Regions from separate parts of the Homo sapiens genome. Here regions 2, 3, 4 and 5 are each linked to region 1. Evidence: chromatin contacts called from ENCODE Hi-C or POLR2A ChIA-PET data. All regions are on one chromosome and are shown on one strand. The core of a region is the stretch at or near the end of the contact, and the rest is flanking DNA. Distances in the headings are between cores, read along the strand shown. Region 1 holds the start of ETFRF1 (electron transfer flavoprotein regulatory factor 1). Region 2 holds the start of ETNK1 (ethanolamine kinase 1). Region 3 holds the start of MRPS35-DT (MRPS35 divergent transcript). Region 4 holds the start of CCDC91 (coiled-coil domain containing 91). Region 5 holds the start of PPFIBP1 (PPFIB scaffold protein 1).

The links. A loop is a pair of places that touch in the nucleus more often than their neighbours do. ChIA-PET counts read pairs that join two places held with the same protein, here RNA polymerase II (POLR2A). Pooled maps may share reads with other maps.
Region 2: a loop to region 1 is called in a pooled map, with 8 times the contacts of the local background. The contact joins the promoter of ETNK1 here to the promoter of ETFRF1 in region 1. A Hi-C loop is called at or near these places in 8 of 50 pooled maps.
Region 3: a map of CD8-positive, alpha-beta T cell shows a loop between it and region 1 (14-fold over the local background). The contact joins the promoter of MRPS35-DT here to the promoter of ETFRF1 in region 1. A Hi-C loop is called at or near these places in 1 of 168 maps with a recorded cell type or tissue (CD8-positive, alpha-beta T cell) and 5 of 50 pooled maps. POLR2A ChIA-PET finds 5 or more read pairs at or near these places in 1 of 52 experiments (K562).
Region 4: a pooled map shows a loop between it and region 1 (15-fold over the local background). The contact joins the promoter of CCDC91 here to the promoter of ETFRF1 in region 1. A Hi-C loop is called at or near these places in 9 of 50 pooled maps.
Region 5: a map of CD8-positive, alpha-beta T cell shows a loop between it and region 1 (5-fold over the local background). The contact joins the promoter of PPFIBP1 here to the promoter of ETFRF1 in region 1. A Hi-C loop is called at or near these places in 2 of 168 maps with a recorded cell type or tissue (CD8-positive, alpha-beta T cell and naive thymus-derived CD4-positive, alpha-beta T cell) and 5 of 50 pooled maps.

The regions. Positions count from the first base shown.
Region 1 is chr12:25,193,798-25,196,497 of GRCh38, reverse strand. It overlaps ETFRF1 (electron transfer flavoprotein regulatory factor 1), which reads right to left and starts at 1,261. Exons shown (of 3, transcript NM_001001660.3): 1 at 1,161-1,261. It overlaps DNAI7 (dynein axonemal intermediate chain 7), which reads left to right and starts at 1,338. Exons shown (of 16, transcript NM_018272.5): 1 at 1,338-1,422. The coding sequence starts at 1,420. RefSeq lists an enhancer at 901-1,020.
Region 2 is chr12:22,623,820-22,626,519 of GRCh38, reverse strand. It overlaps ETNK1 (ethanolamine kinase 1), which reads right to left and starts at 1,349. Exons shown (of 8, transcript NM_018638.5): 1 at 934-1,349. The coding sequence starts at 1,089. ETNK1-DT (ETNK1 divergent transcript) reads left to right here and starts at 1,474. Exons shown (of 4, transcript NR_135030.1): 1 at 1,474-1,847. RefSeq lists enhancers at 226-915, 935-1,104, 1,635-1,704.
Region 3 is chr12:27,709,487-27,712,186 of GRCh38, reverse strand. It overlaps MRPS35-DT (MRPS35 divergent transcript), which reads left to right and starts at 1,440. Exons shown (of 5, transcript XR_001749448.2): 1 at 1,440-1,524. It overlaps MRPS35 (mitochondrial ribosomal protein S35), which reads right to left and starts at 1,355. Exons shown (of 8, transcript NM_021821.4): 1 at 1,232-1,355. The coding sequence starts at 1,343. RefSeq lists enhancers at 935-1,724, 1,735-1,814, 1,845-1,924.
Region 4 is chr12:28,189,044-28,191,743 of GRCh38, reverse strand. It overlaps CCDC91 (coiled-coil domain containing 91), which reads right to left and starts at 1,288. Exons shown (of 13, transcript NM_018318.5): 1 at 1,103-1,288. LOC729291 (a long non-coding RNA gene) reads left to right here and starts at 1,006. Exons shown (of 1, transcript NR_148936.1): 1 at 1,006-2,700. RefSeq lists silencers at 1-128, 812-1,241, 1,272-1,321.
Region 5 is chr12:27,522,857-27,525,556 of GRCh38, reverse strand. PPFIBP1 (PPFIB scaffold protein 1) reads right to left here and starts at 1,351. Exons shown (of 30, transcript NM_003622.4): 1 at 1,192-1,351. RefSeq lists enhancers at 729-1,329, 1,576-2,035, 1,933-2,534.

The DNA.
Region 1 (2,700 bases), core at 12-2,511:
TTGTTAATCATTGTTCCCCATGGGGTAGATACAGTGAGAGCTTCAGTAAAGCCTTTCCTCTAAAAGCCCACTATTTTAAGGTAACTTGGGATTACTGAACTATCTCCTTACCCCGATGAATCCTAACTTGAGTTGACTGAGGTGTTTTATCATTAAACATTAGTTTTACTGAAACTAATTTAAAAGGAAGCCTTAACTTTCATATCAAACAGCTATGGTAAACTGAGTAAGAACTCTGTACGAAGTCGCTATTAAAATGTTTTTATCTTGCTACCAGGATATGGATGTAAAATGCTAATAACTATTACACAACCTATAATAGTTACAGGTTACAATAGGGATAATAACACTTTAACCCACAAAGACTAGCTTAGTCCTACTACTTATCTATGAATAATGCATGTAGTCAATAACACTGGAAGGGATAGAGCATTATAAACTTATAATTCAGAGATGAGAAATGGTGCCAGTAATTTAAAAGTATTTCAGGTCTCATAATGCTAAAACAGGGTGTAGGTATGCCCTACAATTACAGAGAACTCAGTCGGGCTTGAGGAGAACAGCCTCACTTAATTGTAGTTTTCCTGTCGGTGTAAGGTGCCGGCGTTTCTTCATGTGGGAGGAGACTGAAATTCTAAAGGTTGTGTGGTTAGTAAAATTAGTCTGTGACCTCGGGAAACTAATGAGTCTTTGGGGCCTCAGCGATCTTCATGTTAAGGAATATTTTAGCCAGGAATTGCTTCATTTTCAATTCTTGTTTAGGGCGCTCTTAGGAAAAAGGACGCGTACGCTGCACAGAAAGTAAACAATAGAGCAGAAAGAAGAATCCGAAGGTCATTAATCTTAAAATAACCAACCCTCTGGAGCCAACTTATTTCTCTCTTTAAATTGCGGAATGAGCCCCATCCCCCTGCTGGATTAAACCGCAGAGGCCCAGGCCTCCCACCGGGTGTCCGCTGCATGAACCAGTCGCATGCCTGTTTCCTTCTCGAAACCCTCACAGAAAGACCCAACACACTCTAGGAAATAAACCGTCAACGTCAGGAGACGCTCAGAACCCTCTTCCCACACCCGGTGGTCCTCGCCCAGAGCATATTTCGCCTCCAGACCCCAGGATCCGGGAAATGGAACAAAACTCCCCGGCGGCGGCACTCACGCACTTTCCGGCACGCCGGAGCCGCAAAAGCCTCGACCGCTACGACTCCTCTGTCCGTCTACTGCGAAGCGGGGTGGCGTTGGGGGAGGTGGGCAACCTGTCAGTAAAGGGGGCGGGGCGCCGGCCGGAAGAGCCTCCGCGCGGCTGCGCTCTTTTCCTGGAGCTCAAGTGGGCGGGGCCTGTCGTCCGGGCAACCCGGGAGCGTTTGTCCACACAATTTCTGCTCCGACTCTGCGGACTACTGCAGTGGAGCTTGACTCTTAATGGTGAGCAAGGCAAATGAGGCAGACAGGTGGAGGGGCGACCACTGATTCTGCTTCACCAGTGTTAAATAATGTAATCAAGAGCCAGTCATATTTTACAGCGAAGCGGGTCGGTTTGGGAAATAACTCATACCTTGGGGTGGGTCGGCCCTCTTCTCAGCAATGGCTTTCCTTACCTGGACCAGGCGGACAGGTAGGAGTCCCAAACCAGTTTCTGCAAACGGGAGATGGTCAAAGCTGTCACACGGTATCCTGATCTCGAATGTTGCTAAGCTTGAAAATTGGTCCCAACCTAGTAACTTTCAGTAGTGATAGACGTTCCCACTAAATTTTCTTATTGCAACTTGGCGGAAATGTTTTAGTACTTCTCCAGCAGTTAATTAAAAGCTAATGCAATTTACTCTGCTTTGAAAAAATATTTTATGTCGTCTTTTGTGGGAATATGAATTGTTTTGTGATTCAAGGTTCTCATCCTGCATTAGTTAAATATGATAAGGCTTCTCATTTTGTTTTTCTGCACTCCTCAACTGCCATGTTTTCAGCAAGGAGACAGGCCAACATGTAGCTATGAGAGTATCTCTGATTTTCTTAAATGTGGTTTCCATCAAGACATTTTCTATAATTAAAACCAGAGGAAGTGGAGAATGTAATTACTTATTTAATTCATTAATTAAGGGAAAAATGTGGAGTGCATTCTTTGTACTTGGCACTGGGCTAGAAGCCAAGAATACCAAGAAGAACATGACGACAACTCTGCTTATAGGATACAGATTAAACAAATTAATTACAATACAGCTTTACAACTGTAACAATTGAAGCATCTAAAATGGGGTAACACACAGTTGGAAATGATGAAATTTCAGTGAGGGGAAACAAGGGAAGGAGAGTGGTGCTTTTCAACCTGTTTTAAAGTATAAATACGAGTTTTCCACATATGGTGGGAAGAAATAGGGAGTGGAGGCCTGGCGCGGTGGCTCACCCCTGTAATCCCAGCACTTTGGGAGGCCGAGGCGGGCAGATCACGATGTCAGGAGTTCGAGACCAGCCTGGTCAACATGGTGAAACCCAGTCTCTACTAAAAATACAAAAATTAGCCGGGCGTGTTGGCGCGCACCTGTAATTCCAGCTACTCAGGGGGCTGAAGCAAGAGAATCGCTTGAACCTGGGAGGCGGAGGTTGCAGTGAGCCGAGATTGTGCCACTGCACTCCAGCCTGGGTGACAGAGCGAGACTCCGTCTCAAAAAAAAAAGAGAAAAAAAGAAATAGGGAGTGGAGAGCATT
Region 2 (2,700 bases), core at 100-2,599, 2.6 Mb after region 1:
GATTTGGCTAATTCAAATGAATGTTCTTACATTATTGCTCAGATTTAGAACAAATCCCAAATATCCCAATCTTGAAAATTACTGTTTTTTTTTGTTTGCAAGGGAAAAGGAGAAAAAGAGATCTATTTTTGTATCTAGTTCCTGAAACTAAAGCTAAAAACAGATTAGTATTCAAAAAAAATCACGTAGTGGAAATCATAACTTCCAACTTATTAGAAAACTCCTAGAGTCTCAGGGATTTTTTTCCTCCCAATTTTTTCTCTATCAACACGGTGTCTCATGAAAAGGAAACAGTCACAAGCCACTGCTCCTTCTAGTATCAGGTATTAATTTCAGTAAGACGACTTTAATAATTCAGAAATATCGACTCAAACAAAACAATGTGTGTGGTGCTGCCTAAGAACCGACCTAGCGATGCATGGTCGTGGTCATTACTTTGGGAATTGAGTACGCTAGGGTTTGGGAAGACAAAACGCAGTGTGAGGCATCAATGAAAGCACATCGCAGGGGGAGGGGAGAGGAAGGAAAGATCAGAGAGGATTAATGACTGCATTACTGGTGGGAGGGGAGGAGGTAGACGAGGACCCCGTGCAAGGGGAGTGGAAAGGTTCATTTTGCAGTGACCGTGGACTGGGGAGTGGGAGGAGGGGCAACTATCAGCAGGAATCTCCCCCCGTGGATGGGTCCGTCACTTACGCAGCGGCTTCTAGAAAGAGAAAATGTGCCTCAGGTCAATCTCAAAGAGCAACTGCGACGGGAAGGGGGAGTGACCCTCCTAGGTGTGAGGGGAAATACAGGGTCACTTCCCAATAGACTTAAGGAGATGTTGCCCTAGGTCCTCCTCGGTCATCGTGGGACAGAGGCGATTGTGGTGAGGACCCCCAGAGCCGCGTGAGGGGCATAAGAGACCCAGAGCTGAGGTGTGGGCGTTACCTGCAGGGTCACCTCCTGGGGGTCCCAGTGAGGCCGCAGGTGTTGCAGGAGGCTCAGGGCCCCCTCCCGGCAGCGATGCTCCTCCTGATCCTGAACGGTGACGTTCAGCTTGGGCACCTCCGGGGAGCCGGGAGGGACGTGGATGTAATTGGCCATGGCCCAGGCGACGGCGGAGACTACCACCACGACGACGGCGACGGCGACCACGAGAACGGCGGGCGCCGACAGACTGGTGGATCCTTCCGTCCCGGGGCGCCCTCGCGGGAGGGCTGGGGGCGCTGGGACGGGCGGGCGAGCGGCAGGAGAACGTCTGGAGGCGGCACTGTTGCCGATCCGGGTCTGGACAGCAGCTGAACTGAGCCCGGCCCGCTCTCGGAGAAAATTCCTGTTGTCGGAGCTGGACCGCGGGCGGCCGCAGAGCATGCCGGGGCTGGCCTGACGCTGGCGTCACGCGCGGGGCGGGTCCTGCGCTGCGTCAGGGTGCCGAGGCGGGGTTTCTCGCCTCCGGTCACAATGGGACCTCTGTACCGCGCTGGGCTTGTTGGCCTGCGATTAGCACACACCCATCCCTGGGAACTGCTAGTCTGGAAAGCGGGGCTGCTTCTCCGGGATGAGCCCGAGCCCTGCCAAGCCCCTCAAGGCATTGAAGCTTTAGCTCACCTTATCCGAATGGTCATTGGGCATCTGGACTTGAGTTAACGACTGAATTTTTCTGGGAAGCAAGGGACACGTTCTAAAATAACCCCAGGATCACTCTCCGAACTTGGCCTGAGTCTAGGCAAGCAGTGTTACTCGGTCGCCTTGATCTTGGAGCTGCTGTGTACTGGGGACCTCATACTAGTTGGGTTAACTATATTCCCATTAGCAGTACGCGGGATCGCAGTACTCGGGACAAGCTGAGTTCAGGTATTTGGGTAAGACAACTGCAACACTTCAGAGGTTATTTGTGGAGTAAGATGTTCGACCATACAGTGAATAATTCGAAGCTAGGGAGAACAGATTAGAGTCTGGTATGAAGAAGAAAGGGAAGGAAAGGAATAGTTTTGAAGCTCAGCGCTAGAACGACTCGATGTCCATGCCAGGGTACCCCGAGTGGGCCTTGAAATCTTGCGTCTCAGTGCCTTACAGGGAATGGTAGAAACTGGAAAATCTACAAGTAAAGTATTGGGACCTCCTAATTTTCCTTTTAGATGGAGGAAAACGGGCTGGGATTCCCTGCAGCACTTAGCACACGGTGAATACGTTTGTTAGTAGTAAATAAAACCCTTAACTGGACTGAGTTTAATTAACATTCAAAATGTTTAATTACTTCACTAGCATTAAGTTTACATCCTGATTGTTCAGAAAGAACCTACTTACCTTTGTAATTAACAAAATAATTACTTCACCGATAACGGTAAACTTCCTAAACTAAAAAGAGGGGTGGAAATGGAGCTTTATAATACAGCAAAGAAGTTGATTTAACATTTTTCAAATTTAGTGGTTTTTTTGTTTGTTTTTTGTTTCTGTTTTTTTTTGTTTTGTTTTTGAGACGGAGCCTCACTCTGTCGCCCAGGCTGGAGTGCAATGGCGCGATCTTGGCCCACTGCAACCTCCGCCTCCCGGGTTTAAGGGATTCTCCTGCTTCAGCCTCTCGAGTAGCTGGGATTACCGGCGCGTGCCACCACGCCCAGCAAATTTTTGTATCTTTAGTAGAGATGGGTTTCACCATGTTGGCCAGGCTGGTCTCGAACTCCTGACCTCAGGTGATCCACCCACCTCGGCCTC
Region 3 (2,700 bases), core at 191-2,690, 2.5 Mb before region 1:
TATAGTTCCCCATACCCCAAAGGCTCTTTCCCCATATCTCTGCATGGCTTGGGGCCCTGTTCAAATGTCACTTCCTCAGAAAGATCTTTCCTGACCATCCTGTGGCCACTACTCCCCCCAAATCCATCATTCTCAATACTCTACTTTATTTTTCTTCAAAGCATTAAACCCTATCTGACATCTTATTTAGTTGTTTGGTTGTTTATACTATTGACTTCCCCACCTTGCCGTATCTCCGGTGAGTGTCTAGAACACTGCATGGTATACAATAGGAGTTAAGTATTCCAAGAATTTAAGAATGAAAATTTAAAAATAGACAATTATTAGACCTATGAAGAGCCAGTATGAAGGATTAATGTATTTATAGTTTATCTGAAAACAATGGGAAACCATTTGTAGATCTTGAACATGAGAGCAGCAAGACAAGATCTAAATTTTGAAAACCTCATTTGGCTGTTTTGAGAATTCAATGTAGGAGAGCAAGAGGGGAAACAGGAAACGGAAAAAAAACTTGTAGAAATGAGATGGTCACCTGAACTAGATAGTTGGTAGTATGAGGAGAGTAAATTAGAGATATAACAGGAAGTAGCACAGGTAGGATCCGCCTATTGATTAGACTCACGCCAGCTCCTCCTCAACGCTCCCGTCATTCTAGCCACACTTCTATCACAGCGCCTCTCACCCTACATAGCACTTCTCCGCTAATAAATCTGTATTTTCCACTAGAGTCCTCCGGGGTAAGCACGCTATCAAGCATCCCTACAATCTCTGTTAAATGGAGGTCATCAACGCCTGTTGAATGAAGGCCGCCCATTTGGTGGCCTGGAATTCAGAGCAGCAATTTGTCCTAGCACAGCCGTATGACTCTCTTAATGTTTGGGGAAATCCATGGTTCAACAGCGCCGATGCCCGATAAACAACACAGCACCAGTAACCTGTGCCAGGGGCTGTGGACGGGGGCAACACAGGAGCAGGTCACGGGGAAGGGGGATGTAAGCTTTCTGAGCAAACTCCCAGAGCACCCAGGGCAGAAACAGGCGGCTAGAAGCCGGGCAACGCGGGTGCAGAGCACAGACCCACGTCCATGGTTTTCCTACCAGACGGGCCTGGCAGCGGACGCACTGGCCTCCCCCGGGCGGCGCTGGCTCAGCCACCGCGGCACCCTTCATGAGGCCGGTATTCCGCTCTTGCACCTCCCCCAAAGCCCAGAGAAGACGAGACAGACACTCACGCAGGCTAGGTGTCGGGACCGGAGTGGCCGAGTAGACGGCAGTGGAGAATGCACGCAGAGTCCTTGCCCTCGACTGCAGAGACAGCCATGCTGGGAGCGCGGCGGCCGCCATGGCTGCGAGGACGGCAAGCCGGAGGGGACAAGCGGCGTTCAGTGTCAGGGGCGGGCCTGGGGCCGCTAAGCGCAGGCTCCCTGGGCTGGCACCGCCCTAGGCTGGAGAAAGAGGAAACACGTTGGTCTGCGCACTCAGAGCCGAGTCAAATGTGCAGGAAGATTCCCCCAAACTGAAAGAAGTAATGAAAAGAAAACAAAAAAAATCCTTAAAAATCGAGTGAATCAGTTCGTAGAGAATTGCAGATAAAGACCGTAGGGATAGGGGTTGCGGCTCACTGAAGGCGGGCGTGCTCTGGGTGGAACCTCAGTTGATCCGAGAGTCAGGCGGTCTACCCGAGGGACTCTTGTTATTTATAATTGTTGCTTTTCTACATTTACTTGGATTAAAGAAGTCTTCAACTAATGCCAGTAATATGCGCTAAGGGGAGAGAAGCAGTATCCCGAGCCAGAGTGCTTGGGTTTCAAACTTGACTTCACCACTTCTGGGATGTATGATCTCAGACAAGTTAGCATAGACAAATATTTGTGTACAGCGTTGGCATACAGTGAACACCGCGTGTACGTAGCCTATAACTTTTAGCTATATATGGTTAGCTTGTTGTTAGATCAGCTTAGAATTACAGAAAGTCAGAACTCATCAGGACCTAGAAAATAAACTTTTAATGAACACTCTTAAATTTTCTACGGTAGGATGAATTAACATACAAGCCTTAATAAAACAATTCTCGGCCGGACGCGGTGGCTCGCGCCTGTAATCCCAGCACTTTGGGATCCCGAGGCGGGTGGATCACCTGAGGTCAGGAGTTTGGGACCAGCCTGACCAACATGGAGAAACCTGGTCTCTACTAAAAATACAAAATTAGCCGGGTGTGGTGGCACATGCCTGTAATCCCAGCTACTCGAGAGAAGAATCGCATGAACCCGGGAGGCAGAGGTTGCGATGAGCCGAGATCGCGCCATTGCACTCCAGCCTGGGCAATAAAAGCAAAACTCCGCCTCAAAAATAAAATAAAATAAAATAAATTCTCTATTTTCTCTTTATTTTAAAAATTATTTTAATTAATTAATTAATTATTATTATTTTTGAGACAGAGTCTTGCTCTGTTGCTAGGCTGGAATGTGGTAGCAGGACCATGGCCCACTGCAGCCTTGACCTCCCAGGCTCAAGTGATCCTCCTACCTCAGCCTTTCAAGTAGCTGAGGCTACAGGCACGCACCACCACACCCAGCTAATTAAAAAAAAAATTGTTTTTCCAGAGATGAGGTCTCACAGTGTTGCCAGGGCTGGTCTCAAACTCTTGGGTTCAAGCGATCCTCCTGCCTTGGCCTCCCAAAAAAGTGATAGGACTACAGGC
Region 4 (2,700 bases), core at 39-2,538, 3.0 Mb before region 1:
CAGAGGGCAATCAGGTGATCATTAAGTGTAGAACTCTCCGACAGCAGGGAACACAACAGCGAATTTGTTGTCAGTCCCTGTCACCCCACCCAACTAAATATTGTGGGGGGGGGAAGGGTTGCCTTAAATTGTGAAGTAAAATGTCAGCCCACTCCAATAACTCCACCACGCAACATGCAAACTGCTTCCAAAAACCATCATCCAACTCCCACCCGGATTAATATTTGGAGAGAAAGGTGGCATCAGTATCCGCACAGCTGAGAGGGGAGGGAAGGAAAGAGTCAGAATTCATAAGGGGCCGCTGAGTCACCTAAAATTGTGGCCAAGACTTTACCCTCCAGGAAATCGAGCTCTGCCCCAACTCTCATCAAGGAAGCAAGTGAGAGTAGCAGCAGCAACATCATCCTACCAAAAAAACACCAGCGCAGCTTTTAATAGAGTTCCACTCCTTAAAGTGAAGCCAAAAATAGGTTTCATGTCCAAAGCTTTCCTCCGCAGTAGGCGACACGCGCAGATGGAGAAAATATCTTTATTGTTGGGAAAGGGAGGCGTGCTAACGGGGACGAAGGATACCTCACCACTTGGCAAAGTTACTGGCTCCTGCCTTGACCCTGAAATGCCACTTTTATTGCAACATGTGGCCCAAGAAACTCTAAGGAAATGTGGCTGGCAGACGCTGTAGAGCTTTTACCCCAATGTACTTGGCAAAGTAAAAGGGGATACATAAACCAGGCGCGTTCTGTGTAATCTAAGCAAGAATCAAGGTCTCCGTTCGGTAGGCGCTTCGGTGACACAATAATCACGTGTTCGTGGGCGTAGACTTTCGAAAACACTCGATTCTGGGACGTGCAGATACCGGTACCCACCGGCGAGCGCAGGAACGAGTGGGCACTCCCACCCCCGGGAGCTGGCTCCGTTCCCGCAGGAGGTTGGTCACGCCCCCTGACTCCTGGTCGCTGCGACAGCCAAGGGCGAGGCCGCAGCAGGCGGGCTGCAGGCGGCGGAAGCTCGTCCGCGCTCCTCCCCCGGTGGGGCGCTCTCCGCTCGCCTCGCGCGGCCCCGACCCCAAGACCCAGGCCCCGGAAGGCGAGCGTTCACTTACCTGCTCCCCTCTCTCGCTCTCCGCTGCCGCCGCTGCGCCGCTCACCCACGCTGCCCGGTGAGCCACCCCCAGCACACAGACCCCTACGCGTACACCCGAGGCACGGCCCCAGGCCCTTGAGGGGAGACCGCGGCCCAGCCACACAGGTTGGGGTAGCCCACGCACCACCCGGCTTCGAACACCTCTGCCCCCGGAAGTTGATTTCCGCCAAGGCCCGCCCAACACAGCGCCCGTCACTCAACGTAAACACGCGCGTCACGTGGCCCCAGGCCGAGGCCCGGGTCGGGGCCCCATGTTCAGAGCCCTGCCACCCCAGCTTGAGCGTGGTCTTTGGAGCGTTGCCCTGTGAAAAGGGGTGACTTTGCCATGCTCCTTCCCAGTCTACCTCCTGTTAGTTACAGTTTCTCATTCCTCTTGAGTAGCAGGCCCTGTTTCTCCACCTAATCCCTGCAAGTAAACCGTCCCCCAAATCAAAATGAGTTCCATCTGGAACTTTGTAGGATTGGTCCTAAGAAGATCCCGCCGAATCTCTTCACCACTTCCTAGCAGAGCACAGTAAAACCGGGGACTAAGCAAAGTGGCTGACATGTAGTAAGTGCTCAAGAAATGGATGTTGACTAGATGCTACCTCTCATCTTTGCCTGTCTGAACTCTCAAGCACCGGATGCAAGTAGACTGAGAGCCTCCGCCAACCAGTAAGATGACTTTGGTCAAAGAATTCTGCTCTAGAGTTACTTTTGTTCTTGTCTTCAACTCCAGATCACAGCAATTCATACGTGCCATCTCTGTTGCAGAGTTTTCTTGCAAAGCCTTTCTTAAAAGCTTTCTGTCAAATAGCTTGTCCTGAAGCAATAGGAAAAGAATAGCGTAATTCACAGATTATTTATTTGAAAGGAAGGAATGATTATATAGATGTCTTTGTCCATTTCAGACTGTCAATAGCGATGAGAGAAACAGTCAACTAGCAGTCCACTCGTGAATGTTTCTTCTGTTTTTGCCATGGAAGGATTTTGAAGAACATTCATTCAACAAATTTTTATTGATTGTATACCACATACCTAGTCCTGGGCCAAGTTTTGACAATTCAAGAGTGAGCAAGGTAACACTCAAGATATTTGTCTTCAAGAAGCTTACAGTCTAGTGAGAAAGAAAGACACTAACCTGGGGACTTTGAGCATAAATCTCTGGAATATTCACATTCCTTGTATAACAAGTATTCTTTCATCCTTGGACACTGGGTTTCTCATCTGTTGAACAAAATTGGCTTAAACCTGTAATCTCTGTTCTGTACTGGAAGTGGAAAATATTAGCAAGGCATCCTGACAAGTCTGCCATAAGTGCTGGCCTAAGTAGTTAATGAGCAGTTTCAGTATTGAGCAAGTCACCTTGACTACATTCTTTTTCCAGCCCACCCCCTTCTTTATGCATACAAAAAACATTTCTATTGTAAGAAATGTAATGCTTTCTTACACATATTTTTTTATCTGTCTACTAGACTACCAAGTCAAGGACCACTTCTCACTTGTATATCCAGCAATCTACTCACTTCTCATTTGTCTTTGTGTATCCAGCAGTCTAGCAAAGTGTCTAGTAGTTAG
Region 5 (2,700 bases), core at 102-2,601, 2.3 Mb before region 1:
TCAGGAGTCTCAGCGCTTACTTTTTTTTTTTTTTTTTTTTTTTCCTTCCTGCTCCAAAAGAGAGCCTTAAAGCACTGATGAGAGGGTCCTGAATCGGTGTATGGAGTCAATTTCCCCGCCCCCTCGAGAAAGTCAATCACACCCAGTTAGTGACCTGGGCACACAAAATCTCCACATAGGAAAAAGACAGGGTTTGAAATAGGAAATAAACAAAAATCAGAATTCTATTCTTTCACTTCTTAAAAGTATCTTTTTCCTCCCGCAATTGCTTTCTCAAAATACCAAACTTGGACTTTGAAATCAAGTTCTTTTTCTATTGCTCTCCGCAGTTCTTACTGAAAGCAAGGATTTGTTTTGGTCCCACATGTTGAAAACTTCACGTCCCTATAATTAAGAGTTTATATGCCACGCCTTCCACCGCGTTTCCCTGTTAAAACTCCCTTCTCTAAAAAAGATCCCTGAAAACACAACTACCAGCTCGCCCCTCAAGCAGCCACAGGAAACAGATCTGAAGATTCTCAGCAGCCATCCTAACCTCTCCAGATATAAAGCTGGCAGCTGAAGGGATTTCTCGGTTAAAATGAGTGAATACTAGTTGCAGTTTTAGAAGTGTGCCCCCAAGAGACGAGTTTTCCCGCAAGCTCATAATTAATAAACACCCCAAGTGAATTTCTCACATCCTGACTGGATTACACAAAAGGATATTTTACATTGATATATAAGACTAACATTGATATTCTTTTAATATATAATAGGCCACAAGGAGACAAAAAAATACAAAACTTTTTTTTTCTTTTCAACGAGCATAATTTTTGAGTCGATGATCCATAATTTTTTGTGGCATTTTTAAATGCCTCAATACACACAGACAGAGAGACACACACGCCCCTCTGGTTGGGGTTCTCAGGTATTACCGGGAGCCTAGGGTGTGGGGGTCTAAGGATACAGACAAGACCTAAACGTCCAATCCTGGAGTATTCTTCACGTACAAGCTCGGTCCAAGCCCCAGGAGTTAAGCCCTACCCCTCCACCCCCACCACCCCCAAAAAGTGCCCGTTCCCATTGGGAAACAGGAGTGAGTTGCACAAGGAAATCGACCCGGGGAAGAGGAGGAGCAGCTGCAACAGCCAGCTGCAGCCACACAACGGTGCCACTTCCCTCCCGTCTGGGAGTGGAGCAAAACGCCCTTACCTGGGGGGTGGAGAGCCGCCGGCACTAGTTCCAAAAGTTCTGGTCCACCTCCTCTCGGAGTTCAAAGCCCCAGCACTCCGGCCCGGCCGCCAGCTCGCAGCACACGAGTCCTTCCCCGTCCTTTCCCCACCCTGCCTGCACTACACCATGTCAGGAATCCGGGCAGGCACCGAGCTGGGAGCTGACATCACTCCCAGTTCCAGGTACCTCCCCCTCCCACTGCCGCCCTTCTCTCCTCCCTCCCTGCAGGAATCAGCCAAAGAGAGTCAGCAGTGGGGCGGGGCCGGGGGCGCCTGCGCGCCCGCTGATTGGAGCCGGGGAACGTCACTCAGAGGAGTCCACTAATTTTATGCATTCCTCGCTGAGCCAGACTAGGGCTGGAAGTGGGTGGATGGAAGAAAATGCTGCCCTTCCTGCTATCTCTAAGGAACGGAGATAATCCGATGGGGAAGAACCTGGCGGGTCGAGTTTTAAACTTTTCTTGTTGTAGTTACTGAGATTCCAGATCAGAAACGAAACTAACCCACGCGAACCCCCTTTTTAAGGAGAAACAATTGCCTCGGTGTCACAGGCACACGGGCATGTACAAGCCCGGCGGCGCGTGGTGTAGAAAATGGCTAGCTTTAAGCCATGCAAATAAAGGAAAACGTCAGCTCACCCTTCTGCCCTTTTATCCTGGGACTGCTGGGTGTTCCCTTAGACGGGGAATGTAGAACTTCAAAAGCACTTCAGAAAGATTTGGAAGAGACTCCTGAAAACGGTGACCGAGCTTTGAATTGTTAAGTGGTGGTGTTGTCAGCCATGTGGCTGCTGTTGCTTTTAGCGATGAAAATCACACCACACAAGCTTCTCGGGCAAGTAAAATTGAATCTCTGAAGCAAGAAAAATGTATTTCCCCGTTTAAAGACCTTAAGGCTGCTGTTTCAATGCACACACTGAAAAGGGTGGAGGAAGGAGGGACCTCACAATTGAGTTCCACAAACCACATGAGAATAATTACTGTAGAATGGAACCAATTGTAGTGGCTGAGCTCTCAATTAAGAATTAACTAACGTTTATCCTTGACAGATATCATGCGGTATAATCCCCTTGGCTGACAGAAGAAAAAGATTCTCAGAAAATGGTTCTTTCAAGGCAGATGCTGCTTACAGGCAGACCTGAATGGTGAAAAGCAGCTTTATTTGTATGAGATATAGGTAGCATATAACCCACCATCTTCTAAAAATATAGTGAATTAATAACTTTCTCTTTTTTTTCTTCTTTTTTTAAACAGGTCACTCTGCCACCCAGGCTGGAGTGCAGTGGCATGATCTGGCTCACTGCAACCTCCTTCTCCTGGGTTCAAGTGATTCTACTGCCTCAGCCTCCGAGTAGCTGAGACTACAGGCGCCCACCACCACACCCGGCTGATTTTTGTATTTTCAGTAGAGACGGGGTTTCCGCCATATTGGCCAGACTGGTCTCGAAATCCTGACCTCAGGTGATCCACCCTCTTCGGCCTCCCAAACT